Linked DNA regions of Homo sapiens: region 2 is linked to region 1. Evidence: read pairs that join two places in POLR2A ChIA-PET (ENCODE). Cell type or tissue: MCF 10A. All regions are shown on one strand.

Region 1 (8,000 bases):
ACCCCCTAGCACCTGTTGAGCCTCATCCCTGGAAATCAGCCTGAGGCCACGTTTCTGGGCTGCTCCCTCAGTGGGGTGCAGTCCCAGGGCAATGACAGGGAGGGGTGAGGGCTGGGGGAGGAGAGACAGCAGAGCGGGTGCCAGGGTTCCATGACCCAGCAGCTCCAGTCTTGGGAGCTGTAATTCCAGCACTTTGGGAGGCTGAGGCGATGAATCACTTGAGGTCAGGAGTTTGAGACCAGCCTGGGCAACTTGGCGAAACCCCGTCTCTGCTAAAAATACAAAAAATTAGCTGGGCATGGTGGCTCACACCTGAATTCCCAGCAACTCAGGAGGCTGAGGTGGAAGAATCACCTGAGCCCGGGAGGTCAAGGCTGCAGTGAGCTGAGGTCGCACCACTGCACTCCCACCTGGGCAACCCAACTGGACTGAGATCGTCTCCAAAACGAAAAAAGAAAAGAAAAAGAAACAAGGTTTCATTGACTCGGAGTTCTGCAGGCTGTACAGGAAGCAGGCTGTACAGCTCTTCATGAGGTCTAATGAATGACTCCCTCTCAGGCCAGCCCAGCCTGGGGGTGGAGGGAGAAGGATTTATCAGCTGCTGGGCTTGCGCCGGTCCAGGGTTTACCCCATGGAGCATCTTCTGCATGGTTGGTGCCTCTGTCTTGCAAGCTTAGTGGTGGCCTTGCTGGGGGGTGAGGGATGAGTGGATTGGGTGAGGCCCGCCTGTGCTGCCCAGGTGAGCCTATGCAGCTTGGCTCCCTGGGAATTGGCGATGGGTTCTGGGGACTGATGTGGCTAAGGACCCAGGGGGCACACAAGGGGGTCTGTGCTGGCCTCTGCACAGGACAGGCGGCTGGTTCACTCTCACTACACGCCTCTGTAAATGAGAAAACAGAAGGTCCACTCCTTGGGCCACACAAGGAATGAGCAGTGGATGTGGAAGCTGAGGCTGCCAGAGTGGCCCCAGGGTCAACGAAGAGGGCGTCGACTGGCAGGGTCCGAGGGGCTCTGATACGGTTTGATCTGTGTCCCCACAAACTCTCATGCTGAACTGCAATTCCCAGTGCTGCAGGTGGGGCCTGGTGGGAGGCGATTGGATCACAGAACTGGATCCTTCATGAATGGTTTAGTCACATGCCCTTGGTGCTGTTCTCTTGATCGTGAGAGACTTCTCACAAGATCCAGTTATTGAAAAGTGTATAACGCCTGCCCCGTGTCCCTCTTGTTGCTGCTCACGCCATGAGATGTATCTGTTCCCCTTTGCCTTCCGCCATGAGGACAAGCTCCTGGAAGCCCCTGCAGATGCCAGCATCATGCCATCCTGCTTCCTGTACAGCCTGCAGAACTCCGAGTCAATGAAACCTCGTTTCTTTTTCTTTTCTTTTTTCGTTTTGGAGACGATCTCAGTCCAGTTGGGTTGCCCAGGCGGGAGTGCAGTGGTGCAACCTCAGCTCACTGCAGCCTTGACCTCCTGGGCTCAGGTGATTCTTCCACCTCAGCCTCCTGAGTTGCTGGGAATTCAGGTGTGAGCCACCATGCCCAGCTAATTTTTTGTATTTTTAGCAGAGACAGGATTTCGCCAAGTTGCCCAGGCTGGTCTCAAACTCCTGACCTCAAGTGATTCATCGCCTCAGCCTCCCAAAGTGCTGGGATTACAGGCATGAGCCACTATGCCCAGCCAAACCTCTTTTCTTTATGACATACCCAGTCTCAGGTATTTCTTTATAGCAATGCGAGAATGGACTAATACAGGATCTTCCTGGCTGAGTATGACACTTTTCCAGCCGTGCATGTCAGATAGAGACCTGGGCCACTCTGACTCTAGAGTTTCACACACATTTAATAAGTTCCAAATCCCAGTAACCCACATCCTCTCTCACCGTTTCCTGCCCCGCCCCCATGGCAGGTGGGGAGGCCTTTGGCTTTCCATCTCTCCCTGGGTCCTCTCCTGCCTCTGGGAGCACTTGCCACTGGGTTAGCAGCTGACGGTGAGTGACAGTCTGAGAAACAGGCCTAACTTGGTTGAACAGAGGGAGGGCTTCATGTGGCCGGTGTCCCTGGAACAAGGAGCAAGGCTTGAAGTTGCCCGTCTCCTAGGGGCGACCGCTTCCATTTATCCACCTCTGGGTGCTGTGCAATTGGGATGACGCACCCCGGGCCCCTCTGCACCTCCAGGGTATAAATCTCCCAGCCTTTCTCTTTCTTGTCCTCACCTTCCTTCCTGAGGTTTAGGCGCACATATGGCAAGCTCCTAATAGGCAGAGGACAACAGCAGCGAGAAAACAGCAGCAACAGAGGCAGGGCAGGCTATTCAGCAACTGCAAAATAAAGCAAACCGACCCAAAAAACGTGATGAGTCTGTCCCAGCTCTGTGGATTTTGAGCAGCTGTGGAGAGAGAGAGATGGATCTGTCTCTGCAATTAGTCCTGATGCCAGGTCTGCCTGCTGGGGAGACAGATCTTGGAAGAAGCTAGGAGGGAAAGTCTTAACCACCTGCCTGGCTGAGAAACAGGCATTGAGCATTTGCCTGCCCAGCGCTGGGCTGAAGTCCTCAACAAACAGACCCCATGAGTCCATAGAAGCCATCCAGGGATCCACTCACCCAGTGTGCACTGGGCTGAGATGAAAGTGGGGATCGATGAGCTCGGGAAGGATTATAAAAATATTAAACATAAAATAGCAGGGGCAACGTGCCCTTCAGCGGTTGCACTTAGCAGAATAAAGATTCTTATTAAAAAGGAAGAGTAATGAGTGTGGCTTTGTCAGAGGTTGAAGCCCACAGCTACAAAATTTCAGTAGTGTGGATTGGCCCAGGACTACAAGGACAGCTTTGATTAATAGTTTAGGAAGCCTGGAAACAAATCCAAGTATCCTTAATAAGTTACTGTATTATTAAGGTGATATTTCAAATCAGTGGCAAGAGGATTGATTATTCAATAAGTGGTACTGTGAGATCTACCTAAACCTCTGGGGGGAAAAATGAAGTCAGAGACTCTACTTTGCATCTTATACCTCATATATTCCAGGTGGGCCAATGCTCAAAGTCTGAATATTTAATATTCACATAATCTTGGCAGTGCAGAAAAACTTCCTAAGGGTTCAACATATGCAAAACCCGTGAAACAGAAAATTAACAGATCAGACCACTTAAAGGTCTTCTTTACGTCCAAAATACCAAAGCAGGTGGGCTCTCAGGAAGCAGCCTCTGAGAGGGAGATGAACAGGCACAGCCTGTGCTTGGGAGAGCAGTTAGGATCCACACCCGACAGAGAGGAGAGGGAGGAGCAGGGGTGGGCAGAGGAACAAGGAGGACCCCCATGGGGTCTCAACCCCAGCCCTAGCTGAGCCCACAAAGCCATCTGGTGCAGGTGGCCTTTCAGAGGAGCCCTGGATTGGGGCAGGGAGTGTTTTTTGGTTTGTTTGCTTGTTTTTTTCACAGGGTCTTGCTCTGTCCCCTGGGCTGGAGAGCACGATCATGACTCACTGCAGCCTCGACTTCCTGGGCTCAAGCCAACCTCCTGCCTCAGCCTTCCAAGTAGTTGGGACTACAGGTGGGTGCCACCATGCTGGGCTATTTTTAAATTTTTGTTTTTGTAGAGATGGAGCCTTGCTGTCTACCCAGGCAAGAGAGCAGGTTTTATATCCCACCATGCACTAGTGATGGGATAAGCCAGGCAGGGTGCAGGAACTTGTAGAAGTGAAACTCCTCTTTCCAGCTAGCCAAGGCCATTCCTGGCCCAGTGGCGTCAGCTGAGGACTCTGTCCAGTGGTCCTTCAGCCAGGAGGGGTCTGGGCTGCCTCTGAGTATGTGCCACTAACACGGTAATCCACACTAGAAGACGGTGGGAAAGCTGGGACAACTTTTTCAAAAAGCATCAGATTGAAAAATAAACCTTTAATATAGGAAGCTATTACAACATCTAACAAATGGCTAAGCGAAACTATGAACATTCCAGTAGAAAGTTGGGCAACAGATGTGAACAGGTGATTCATTCGAGAAACCACACAAACGTACACTAAAGAGATGGGGGCAACGCTCAGCCCCACACCCCAGGAGAGGAGCTGCTGTTTGTCGTTTGTCAAGTTAGCAAAGATTGCTTCAAATGGCAGATGGTGATGATTAGGAATTCAATAGGTTTTCATGCTCTACGGGTGGGTTGTAGGATTGCACAGCTTTTCAAGAAGACAGTTTGCTCAAATGCACAGAATGCCTTTAAGTATCTGCATAGAGGTGGACTCAGCTCGTTGATTGAGAAGCATCTTTCCCCACTGCATTGATGGCTTATGTGTGTGTCTGTTACTGGGCCCAGCTCCACACCATGGGTCAGTTTGTCTATCTTGTGCCAATATCACGCTCATCTAGTTATTAAAACTTTGTAATAAGTCTTGATATTTTACATCATTGTTCTTATTTTTCCAAGACTGACTTAGGGAACCTGAGTTTTTGAATCAGCCTGTCAATTTCTGCAAAAATAATATGCTGGGATTTTGATTGGGGCTGCCCTGAATTTAAAGATTAATCCAGAGAGAACTGTCCTCTACAAAGCAAAACTTTCAGTTTATTGAGACGTTAACAACTATCCCTCAATAATATTTTGTAGATATCTGGGAGCAGGTTCCATACATCTTTTGTTAAATCTATTTTTATTTATAACTTCTTTCATTTCTCTCAATGAGGTTTTGTAGATTTTTGTGTAGAGGTTTTTGTACATACTTTGTTAGATTTATTCTTAGACATTTGATGTTTTTTTTTTCCTTCAACTTTCATTTTAAGTTCCAGGGTACATGTGCAGGATGTGCAGGTTTGTTACACAGGTAAACGTGTGCCATGGTGGTTTGTTGCACAGATCAACCCATCACCTAGGTATTAAGCCAGCATGCATTAGGTATTTATCCTGATGCTCTCCCTCCCCCCACCTCCCCAACAGGCCCCAGTGTGTGTTGTTCCCCCAATGTGTCTGTGTTCTGATCGTTCAGCTCCCACTTATAAGTGAGAACATGTGGTGTTTGGTTTTCTGTTCCTGCATTAGTTTGCTGAGGATAATGGCTTCCAGCTCCATCCATGTTCCTGCAAAGAACATAACCTCATTCCTTTTTATGGCTGCATAGTATTCCATGGTGTATATTTACCACATTTTCTTTTGCTATCAATGATAGCTTTCAATGCTGTCATTGATAAGCATTTGGGTTGGGTCCATCCCTTTGCTATTGTGACCAGTGCTGCAATGAACATACACATGCAGGTATCTTTATAATAGAATGATTTATATTCCTTTGGGTATATACCCAGTAATGGAATTGCTGGGTCAAATGGTATTTCTGCTTCTAGATCCTTGAGAGATTGCCATACTGCCTTCCATAGTGGTTTAACTAATTTACACTTCCACCAACACTGTAAAAGTGTTTCTTTTCCCCTGCAACCTCGCCAGCATCTGTTGTGAAATTTGATGTTTTCAATGCTATCATAAATACTGTTGTGTGTAAATCTCTTTTTCTGTTTGTGTATGACTCACATAGAAATACAATTAATTTTTGCATACTGACTTTATAGCTAGCAAATTTACCAAATTCACTTATTAATTGTAAGTCTTTACATTCTTTTAGATTTATAATTATGTTTTTCATTTTCATAAGCCCAAATTATTAGATATTTTTCTTAATGATTTTTGGCTTTGATATTAGATTGAGAAAACCTTTTCCTACTCCAAGGTTATAAAAAATGTTTCTCTTTTTTCTAATGATGCTTTTAATGGCTTTATGGTTTAATATATAAAACCTACTCTCTTTCTCATTTTTTTTTTTTGCACTGTTAATGTGTTTTACTTTTTCTGCAGAATTCTAGAATTATTTTGACAAAGTAAGAAAAATTCCCCTTGGAATTTTCGTTAGTATTTCAGTAGCTCTTATTTAAGAATTATTGTCAGTTTTATAACATTCACTTTTACCATTCATGTATGTTTGCATAAGATGTTTGCATTTATTCAGGTCTTCAGTTCACTTATCTTAACATATTGTGGTTTTGAGATAAGTGAGACGGTTAGATAAAGCAAGAATAGCGAAATGTGGATACATATTGATGCTGGGCGACGGGCTCAAGGGAGTCATTTTCCATCTTCTTTACTCTTGTATACATTTGAAAATCTCCAATACAAAAATGGGGAAAAATCTGTCTACCTACTGACCTAGTCATTTGCTTCATACAGATTCTGAATCTTTCTTATAAAGGCCATTCTTTTAATTTATTCCAACCACGAATAAGCTCGTTCTCAGTACACACTTGAAATTGTTGCCCTGTCTTTATAAACCATAAAGCAGTGAAGCAAAGGTTGACTCTAAACCTCTGTTCATTGATTCGTGTAAATGGAACACAAAAATTCCTGAGTGCTTTTCAATAATTCATGGTTTGATGAACATGGAAATTCATTTCAACATGTCTTGAGGAGACGGCTACACTCAAATGGACCACCCTCTCCTGGGAACTTAGAGGTGCAGCTCTGTCGTCCCAGGACTGAGGCAGCAGGCGGGAAGACACGACGGCCTTCCCTGGCCATCATCTCCCCTTCTCCCAGATGCCACGTGATTTAGCATTTTAGAAATGCCGTTTGCCATGAGAGCATCTGGAGAACGACACACAGGTAACACTGATGAGCTGCCCGCCCTGAAAATAGAGAGAGGTACTTCAGACTTTAGGCCAATCCCAGCCTCCCTGCTCCTTGGTCAATTAAGCATGAGGTAATAAAAATACCACTTAATAAAAATCGCATTAGGTGCTCTGAGGTTGAGAGAATTTCCAGAATTGGAGTTTGTTTGGCTCACAGGGCCCTGACCCTGCTTTCTCAGGGTGGACCTTCTCCTCGCGGCCCACGGCAAGGATCCCTTTCCCCATCATGGTGGCCCCTGGAGATATGCTGACTTTCCTGAATTCCAGTCTGTGGGACGACTCACAGCTGTCTCTTGATTCTCCCACAACACCTGGTTTTGGCGTGGGTGGGACAGGGCTGAGAGGATGATTTGCACTAGGTTAGGGGACACACACACTCATCCACGTGCATGTGTGCACACCCAGGGATCCCCCTCCATGCCGACTCTCTTCAGTCCCCGCCTCCTGGATCCCACCCACGCCAGCTGACTCACGATGCCCGGTAGACTCTCCCGGTGCAGCGGCCTCACACCCTGCCACCCTGGCCAGCCAGCCTGTGCTTCTCTTCCTGATCCTGTTCATGATCACACCCCAGTACCATGAAGGGGGACCCCCCGGATATGCCCAACTCCATGCCTGTGCCCAAGAGGCTTGGCTTCCAATCTCCTGCAATTGCAGGTTTGTAACACAAACACATGCCATGTTCGCGAGCTCCTGGAGTCAGCCCTTTTCACTTACGTTGGCAAGGCCCCTTTGCAGGCTGTATATCTGTTTCTTGCTTCTGTCCATTTTCTTAATCTGATACCTTTAGGAGCAATGAAAAATCAAGTCAGTTCCTTTGTTTCACAGATGAGAAAGTCCAGGGTGCTGCTCCTTGCCCCAAACCACACAGAGGAAACTTCAGAACAAATGAAAATGAGCTTGGAGGTATGATTATCATCTCATATCCCCGCTAAATTCGGGGCAACCTGAATGGGTGCCCTAGTTTCTGAAGCTGCTCACATTGGTCACCTCCGGCGACTCCCACTGCCCTCCTAGGCAGGGGAGGTGGCTCAAGGAGTGCTGGTGATGACGCAGGGGAGCTGTTGGGGCATGGAGGACTCCGGCGAAGAGCTGCACCCCTCTGCACTTCATCCAGGGCTGCGTTCCCACCCCGCTGCCCCTCCGGTCTCCTAAAGCTGTTGGTCCTCACTCGGTGGGAGAATGGGAGGCCGGCTCTGCCTCGGCTGACTGATCTCTGGCCCATGGGGAAGGTGCCCATGCAGCTGGCCCGGCTCCTGTGGCCACTGCCCGCCTTCTCGGACTAGGGCTAGAAACTGCTCCTTGAAGAGGGGAAGCCCAGCAACGCCATGTCGGG
Region 2 (8,000 bases), 110 kb after region 1:
ATGGGGGCCCTGACATTTGGAGGAATGCAGTGCAACTCTGACGGGCCCTGCCAGCCCCACAGTGCCCTCTCCCTTAGGCCAACAGACCTGCCTGGCACCCTGCCCGCAAGGGTCTCAGAGGTGCTCTCGTTTCTGCCTTTGCCCCCCGACCCCCGCCCCGTCCCCTCTTGTGTCTGCCCCACTCTCATGGCCTTGACTTCACCATCTCCTTCTCTTTTGAACCTTTTGTATCTGGCTTCTTCTTTTCATTAAAAAATATTTTTACAGAAACTACTCTCTTTGAGCCAACCAATGACTTTCTGTCATCATTTCTGGCTATTTCTTCCAACTCTCGTGGCCTTCTCTATGTCCCCAGCCAGCCACTGTTAGGACTGTGGGCTTCCTTAAGCTCTTTCCTTAGGCCCTACTGGTGCAGTCCTGAACCTCCACTAAAGACCGCTGGCCATTCCCCCGGACTTCTGCCAAAGGCCGTTCTTCCCTCTAGCTTGGATGCTGTTACTGCCCAGGGTTAGTATTGGCTCTCTCTGCTCCCCTTCCCTCCCCTCCCTCCTCTCCTCCTCTCCTCTGCTCCCCTTCCCTCCCCTCCCTCCTCTCCTCTGCTCCCCTTCCGTCCCCTCCCTCCTCTCCTCTGCTCCCCTTCCGTCCCTTCCCTCCTCTCCTCTGCTCCATTCCCACCCCTCCCTCCACTCCTAGGCTCCCATGCCTTCCCTCCCTCCTCTCCTCTGCTCCCCTTCCCTCCCCTCCCTCCTCTCCTCTGCTCCCCTTCCGTCCCCTCCCTCCTCTCCTCTGCTCCCCTTCCCTCCCTTCCCTCCTCTCCTCTGCTCCATTCCCACCCCTCCCTCCACTCCTAGGCTCCCATGCCTTCCCTCCCTCCTCTCCTCTGCTCCCCTTCCCTCCCCTCCCTCCTCTCCTCTGCTCCCCTTCCGTCCCCTCCCTCCTCTCCTCTGCTCCCCTTCCGTCCCTTCCCTCCTCTCCTCTGCTCCATTCCCACCCCTCCCTCCACTCCTAGGCTCCCATGCCTTCCCTCCCTCCTCTCCTCTGCTCCCCTTCCCTCCCCTCCCTCCTCTCCTCTGCTCCCCTTCCCTCCCCTCCCTCCTCTCCTCTGCTCCCCTTCCGTCCCCTCCCTCCTCTCCTCTGCTCCCCTTCCCTCCCTTCCCTCCTCTCCTCTGCTCCATTCCCACCCCTCCCTCCACTCCTAGGCTCCCATGCCTTCCCTCCCTCCTCTCCTCTGCTCTCCTTCCTACCCTCCCTCCTCTCCGCCGCTCCCGTCTCTCCCCTCCCTGCTCTCCGCTGCTCCCATCCCTCCCCTCCCTCCTGTCTTCTGTGTCCCTCACACCTTCCCCTTCCTCTGCTCTCCTCTGTGCCCCTGGGAGCCCACATGTTCACTTGCCTGCACCTCAGGCCTGGACTCTGGTGAGCCACACCACTTGTCCCTCGTCCCTTCTTTCTAAACCAGAACTTCTTGTCATCCAGCCAGACTGTGACCCTATCTGGCCTCACCCTCCCTCCCTCCCTCCTTCCTTCCTTCCTTTTTTTTTTTTTTTTTTTTTTTTTGAGTTGCACTCTCGTCTCCCAGGCTGGAGTGCAGTGGCGCAATCTCGGCTCACTGCAACCTCTGCCTCCCAGGTTCAAGCTATTCTCCTGCCTCAGCCTCCTGAGTAGCTGGGATTACAGGCACCTGCCACCACGCCCAGCTAATTTTTGTATTTTTAGTAGAGACAGGGTTTCGCCATGTTGGTCAGGCTGGTCTGGAACTCCTGACATCAGATGATCAGCCCGCCTCGGCCTCCCATAGTGCTGGGATTACAGGTGTGAGCCACCGCGCCTGGCCTGGCCTCACGTTTTCTGTTTGATTTCTCTCAATAGAATCCTTGTGTGGGGCCTCGAAGCTGACTGACCACACCCCTGCCTCCGCCCTAAACTTGCGTCTGGGTCAATTGGTAGTGGGGCAGTTGTGTGGAGGGTTTTGTCACTGTATCTATTCCACCACGCCCTGCCTTTCCCTTCACACAGCCCCCACTCTGGTCCAGGCCCGGCTGGCGCGGTGACTCCTCCCCCACTGCCTGGTCCTCCCCCGCCCCTCCCACGCAGGCTCCAACACCGTCGGGGTAGGTTCTTTCTCCTAAAACATTGCTGAGCCCCACATCGTGTTAGGTTCTTTCTCATAAAACATTGCTGAGCTCCATCTCAGTAAATGTCCAGCAACCCCCCGCCCGCCCCCCAGACTAGGTGGAGCCACACTAGGCCACTTCTGTGACTCTGGGGTTGGCCCCAGCTGTTCCTCACTCAGTTCCCCACTCTGCTCCCCACTGCGGGGCTCACTGCCCCTCCTCCTGCTGTCCTGAATCCATGCTGAGCTCCAGCCCTCCCCACCTGAGACACCTCCCTCTGCCTCCCTCATCAGAGGCGGGCACCAGTCCAGAGCCGGCTTCGCCACCCAGCCTTGAGTCACCTCTCCACCTGGCCACCTACGGAGAAGCTCCTAGGTGATTCATTTGTCAAGTACCGACGAGACACCCTCTGGTGTGAGGCGGCATTGTTAGTAACCTTGTTATGATCTAAATATTCGCAGGTTTGGATCTCATCGCTACCATAGACTGTTGGAGTTTCAAGGGTGGAGATCCGCCATTGCTTTTTCCATATCCGCAGAAATTCCTTTCACATGAAATGTGAGTCTGTTGGGTTCCCCCCCGAGACCAGCGGTGGAAGAAGAAGCTGGAGGTGGCTGATGAGACACTTCATGCTGGACCAAGAAACGGGGACTCGGGGTTGAGTCCACATGTGCCATTTGTGGGGACGCCGTGCATTCCCCAGTTTGCCGCTCTCTGTTTCAAATTCTTTCACTCGATGCTGTTGTGGGCATGAAGTCAAAGCAGGCATGTGTGAGACAGTGCTTTGTAAAACATAAGGCACGGAACAAGTTTAGAACAGGAAGAGTTGAAGCTGGATTGACGCAATTACCAAAAATAAAATTAGCTGAGGGTGTCAGCGATGAGCCATGGAACTTTTAATAATCATCACATTTTAGGTCGGTGCCTTTATGCTTTGAATTCAAATGGCATCAATTTAGGAATAAAGAAGTCAACAGTTTTAATGGCCCAATATGGATGCAAGGGTCACTGATTACTTTAGGGTCCTTATGTTGCAAGGAGTCTAGGAAAAACTTCAATTTTTTTTTTTTACAGCAACGTGATTCTCTTTGTGGTGTCTACTAAAATAAGAAAGTTACAGTGAGATTTCTTCAGTGTTCTGATGGCTTTCTGCCTCTCCTCTGACCAGCGTGAGCCACTCCTTCATCTCTGCCTCTCACTTTCTGCTTGACAGTCAAGGCTCGCCTTGAACCTCCCTCTTCAGAAAGCCTTTCTGACCTGCCTCCTCAGGAGTGTTTGTTTGTGGTATTTGACCACAATCTGCACTATACTAATTAGCTATGATTTTTATGGGGCTGGAGGAACTTCTAAGGCAGCAGCCGCGTCGGGTTCTTCTGTCTCCTTCCCAGGGCTTCCTCAGGGCTTAGTACAGGGCATGTGCTAAGCATTCCCTAGCCCCTTCCTTTGCCCTTGTTTGTTCTTTCTAATCAGATTCTGTGGGGAAGTTCATTGTCACAATGTCCAATGTTTAGCATTCAAAGGCTGCATGAGGTAGATCAGGTAAACATACCTCTCTGGCTGTACCAAAATGGGGGGTTTGGCATATCCGCCACCTGAAAGCAGCTGGACCCTGCGTGGATCTGGGTTTGTATGCTGTGAGTAATGCTGTCTGCATCTTCGAATCTTTCACTGTAAGAAACAAAAGTCTGACAGCCTCTGAATCCCGCCCTCCTTCCTGATACACTGTGACAATGTGTTTATAGTACCCTGTTGATGCTGACCAGATGCTTGAAGAGGACAGGGTCAGATGCTTTGTTTGCCGAAGAAACCAGGTAGATACCCACACTGTGGCCCCAGGAGCTGGCAGCATCCTGGCAGCACCCTCGCAGCACCGCAGAGCCCCCACCTGCCTGCCCGTCACCGATGTCCTTTCTCTTCTTGAGTTAAGCCTTTCACTTACTGTCAGCTGGAGGATGCATGCCACAGCTAAATCCCTGGCTAAAAGGTACTAACTCCCAGATGCTCCAACCCCCACTGTGGGACTCACCGTGAAAATGTCCAGTTTCTTTATTATCAAAGAAAAATAATAGTCAGTGAAACCCAAACAAATCTTAGCGCTCCATGTGGCACAGTCTCTGCCTATTGGGACAAACTTGTGATCTGTTTCATACACCTTAAGATACAATGTATCTTTCGGGAGTATTTTTAAAGGGGCAGGGAGGCGGTGGGTGTGGTGCTTCCTGCAGAAAGACTCCTGAAAGGCGTCTTGACTTGTTTTTCTCGCTCCCCAAAGCCCATCCTCTTGTGCCAGCTCACTCCCTCTCCACTCTGCTCCTCCATTTCCTGTGCCTTTCCTGAGGGACTCAGCTTACACCCAACACACGCCAAGGGACTTTCATTGCTGCAGCATCTAGGACGTGTCATCTCATTGTCATCACTCAACACTTTTCTTATCAGCCTCAGGCTGTTACTTGGTCTCTGCAGATACAGCAGAACTTGAGAGAGAACCAAAAAACAAAATCCTTCCTTGGTCCTGGGTTATTCGCTGGTGGAGTCTGTGTCTCTGCTAAGATGACTTTGTCAAACACCTGCTATGTGCCAGAGCGTGGGCCCTGTGTCCAGCACACTTGCATGCCCTTTTGAGACTGACAGGCATCATTATCTTTTCTACAAAAAAGAAAGACGAGGCACTGGGTGCATAATTAACCTGCCCCAGACACGCAGCCAGTTAGTGGTGAAGCTGGAGCCCCCCCCGGAGCCTTCACATCACTGCCCTGCTCTCCAGCCAACCGTGGAACGAAACAAGAAGGCAGACAACGTCCACGGACGGCTCGCCCTGTGTTTATTATAGTGTTTGCAAATCTGAATAACTGAGCACATTCCTGACAACCCTGACTACTGAAATGAAGGCAAAGAGATGGGATGAAAAATGGGTACTTTGGATCAAAACAACCCCCGATTTATGTAAATGTAACTCTAACTTTTGGACAGGTGGCAGGTTTGAGACTGGGAAGCTGGATTCCCTCTGGACTGGGGGTGCCTCTGGCGACAACACTCCTGAGGAAGGCTCAAGCAGAGGAATTTTTTAAAATGAATGAATAAATGAGCTCTTCTCATAGGTTCTCATGAAAGGAGGGTCCCCAAAGAAGGGGAAGGGCTGAAGGGTTGGGTGATCTACACATCAGCAGCAGCAGTGTGTGGTTTCACCTGACAGACTGCTTGTTTGGGAGGGTGGAGGGGCTCTCCCAGGGGATCCCGAGGTTGCCCCTGAGTGAGCGAGGTCAGGACAATCTCTCCTCTCCTTCCTGGGTCTCAGGGAGCTTCCATGAACAGAGCTGGGGTCTGAGGCTGGCTCTTGGTTTGCAGCTGGGCTTGGCTGACACAGCCAGCCTGGCTCTGCTTGGGGTAGCAGGATACAGGAATTTAAGGCCAGCGTCTACTCCTGGGCGGGGGCAGGTCATCCCCCTGCCAGCCCATCTTTCCAATGTGACTAAGGGAGGTGCAGTGGGATGTGCAGGAAACGAGGATCCCTTCAGCCTCACAGTCCCCGGGACAGGGGCCTTGCATTTGTGTCTACTGGGCCGGTCTCACCCCAACATCCTAATGTCACCAACGTTGAACTTGTCTATTGTCTCAGTTTGGGTTTTCCTGAAAGTAGGTCCTGAGACAGGACTTGCGTACAGGCAGTTTATTTAGGGGACTGAGACAGGGAGAAAAGAAAAGACACAATGTGTGAATGAATAAGACGGACTCTCCTGAGGACAAGTGTTACTCAGCCCCACCAACCCCTTCTGAGGACTGTGTAGGACCCACCTGGAATTCATCTCCCCAAAGTATTAGGAGTCTGGGACACTTACTTTTCTGGGCCAGAAAAAGCCCCAGGCAGAGGTCCATGAAGGACTGATGTGGACAGATGCTCTCCAGTGACCTCCTGCACCGATGGTGTCTGCCACCCTGTCTTTGCCACCAGACTCTGAGTTCTGAGTCAATTTCGTCCACGGGACCCAGCTGTGGGCTTGGCCCATTTTTTTTTTTTTTTTAATGAATGAATGAATAAGCTCTTCTCATAGCTTTTCATGTAAGGAGGGTCCCAAAGAAGGATGAGCCAGGAGGCCCAGATAGGGGATCCCCTTTAGTTCCAGGTAGAGGGACACCCCAGGGTTGAGAGGGAACAGAGCAGCCTGAGGATGGCAAGGGAAGCGAGGGGTGGGGGTCTGGGGGCCTGGGGGCCTGAGCCCGCTTTGGCAAAGGCCAGGACAAAGTGGCCTTCTTGAGTGGTAGGGAACAGCAGGGTGTGACCTTCTTCCAGCCCAGGCTGGAGACCCCTCTGCCACCTCCTGGTGAGTGTGATGGGGGGAGGTGGCCTCTGTGATGAAAGTAGGAATGGCCAGGGCTGAAGCATCATGATGGAACTGTCCCCTGTGCCCCGGTTATGTGTGTCACTGCTGTGCCATGCCTGGGTGTGTGGGAGGACTGGAGGACACTGGCTGGGCCTGTATCAGGGCCACAGGAGCCCACTGGATGTTTGTGACTACACATCAAGTATGGAGGTAAGTGTCTTACGTGTTTGGGAAATGGTAATGGTGGGGAGGCCGGTGCAGGAGAATATGTGGGCCATGCCTCCTTCTGCTCCCTACTGTGTAACCTGAGGCAAGTGAACTTACTTCTTTGTGCTTTATGTCTCCCATCTGTAAAATGAAGACAATCACCATCCCCCCTCTTAGGATTACCACGAGAATGGAATGAGTTAACACACGGAAAACATTCAGACAGGGGCCTGAACTTCGGGAGTGCTCAATAATAGCTGTTTTTATTGTTGTGATTGACAGAGAACCTCTAGAAATAATTTCATTTCTACCTCCCGGTGGTCATGCAGGCAGCCATTATTTTGGTCTGTGATGAGCAGTCAGGGTTCAGGCAGGAAGACAGAAACATTCTAGGCATTTGCAACGGAGGGATTTAATATAGGGTATTTGTTACACTGGAGACAGAGTCCTGGGAAGCTGAGCAGGAAGTGGCAAAGCAGGTCAAGTCCCCCGAGAAGTGGCCATCAAGGCTTCAGTCGACCTGCCTGGGATCTACTGGGGAGAGGCCTTCGAGGACAGGAGTGGGTGGGCAGGGTCTCGGAGACCCCACAGGGTGGCCCCTGTGAAGGGGCGGGGTGAGGAGGAGGATGGAAGGAGGAGTGGGTGGGCAGGGTCTCGGAGACCCCACAGGGTGGCCCCTGTGAAGGGGCGGGGTGAGGAGGAGGATGGAAGGAGGAGTGGGTGGGCAGGGTCTCGGAGACCCCACAGGGTGGCCCCTGTGAAGGGGCGGGGTGAGGAGGAGGATGGAAGGAGGAGTGGGTGGGCAGGGTCTCGGAGACCCCACAGGGTGGCCCCTGTGAAGGGGCGGGGTGAGGAGGAGGATGGAAGGAGGAGTGGGTGGGCAGGGTCTCGGAGACCCCACAGGGTGGCCCCTGTGAAGGGGCGGGGTGAGGAGGAGGATGGAAGGAGGAGTGGGTGGCTGCAGCACAGCCCTAAGAAAGCTTGTCTTGGGGGCTGGGCGCGGTGGCTCACGCCTATAATCCCAGCACTTTGAGGGGCTGAGGTGGGTGGATCCCCTGAGGTCAGGAGGTCAAGACTACCCTGGCCAACATGGCAAAACCTCATCTGTACTAAAAATACAAAAAGATTAGCTCGGCGTTGTTGTGTGAGCCTGTAATCCCAGCTGTTTGGGAGGCTGAGGCAGGAGGATCACTTGAACTTGGGAGGCAGAGGCTGCAGTGAGCTGAGACTGCTCCATTGCACTCCAGCCTGGGTAACACAGTGAGACTCCATCTTGAAAAAAAAAAAAGAAAGAAAGAAAAGAAAGTTTGGTTGGGGCAGTGGGGCCCTCTTTGGAGCTCTGCTCACCATCCTCCATCCTGTC

The links. Peaks named below come from ENCODE experiments on the same cell type or tissue, not always from the same donor. Only the 100,000 strongest peaks of a DNase experiment are listed, where the experiment ranks them.
Region 2: POLR2A ChIA-PET joins it to region 1 with 6 read pairs; 2 of 35 experiments call an interaction of 5 or more read pairs at or near these places.

The regions. Positions count from the first base shown.
Region 1 is chr2:239,551,681-239,559,680 of GRCh38, forward strand. It overlaps LOC124908012 (a long non-coding RNA gene), which reads right to left and starts at 7,559. Exons shown (of 2, transcript XR_007088281.1): 1 at 7,382-7,559; 2 at 5,957-6,661. In MCF 10A, no CTCF peak of the experiment used is centred here; DNase peaks (open chromatin) are centred at 3,501 and 3,981.
Region 2 is chr2:239,658,116-239,666,115 of GRCh38, forward strand. It overlaps LOC105373966 (a long non-coding RNA gene), which reads left to right. Exons shown (of 3, transcript XR_924055.3): 2 at 356-507; 3 at 2,573-4,290. Among named protein-coding and RNA genes, the nearest start is that of LINC02991, 84 kb to the left of the region's middle. RefSeq lists an enhancer at 2,370-2,869. In MCF 10A, no CTCF peak of the experiment used is centred here; a DNase peak (open chromatin) is centred at 2,466.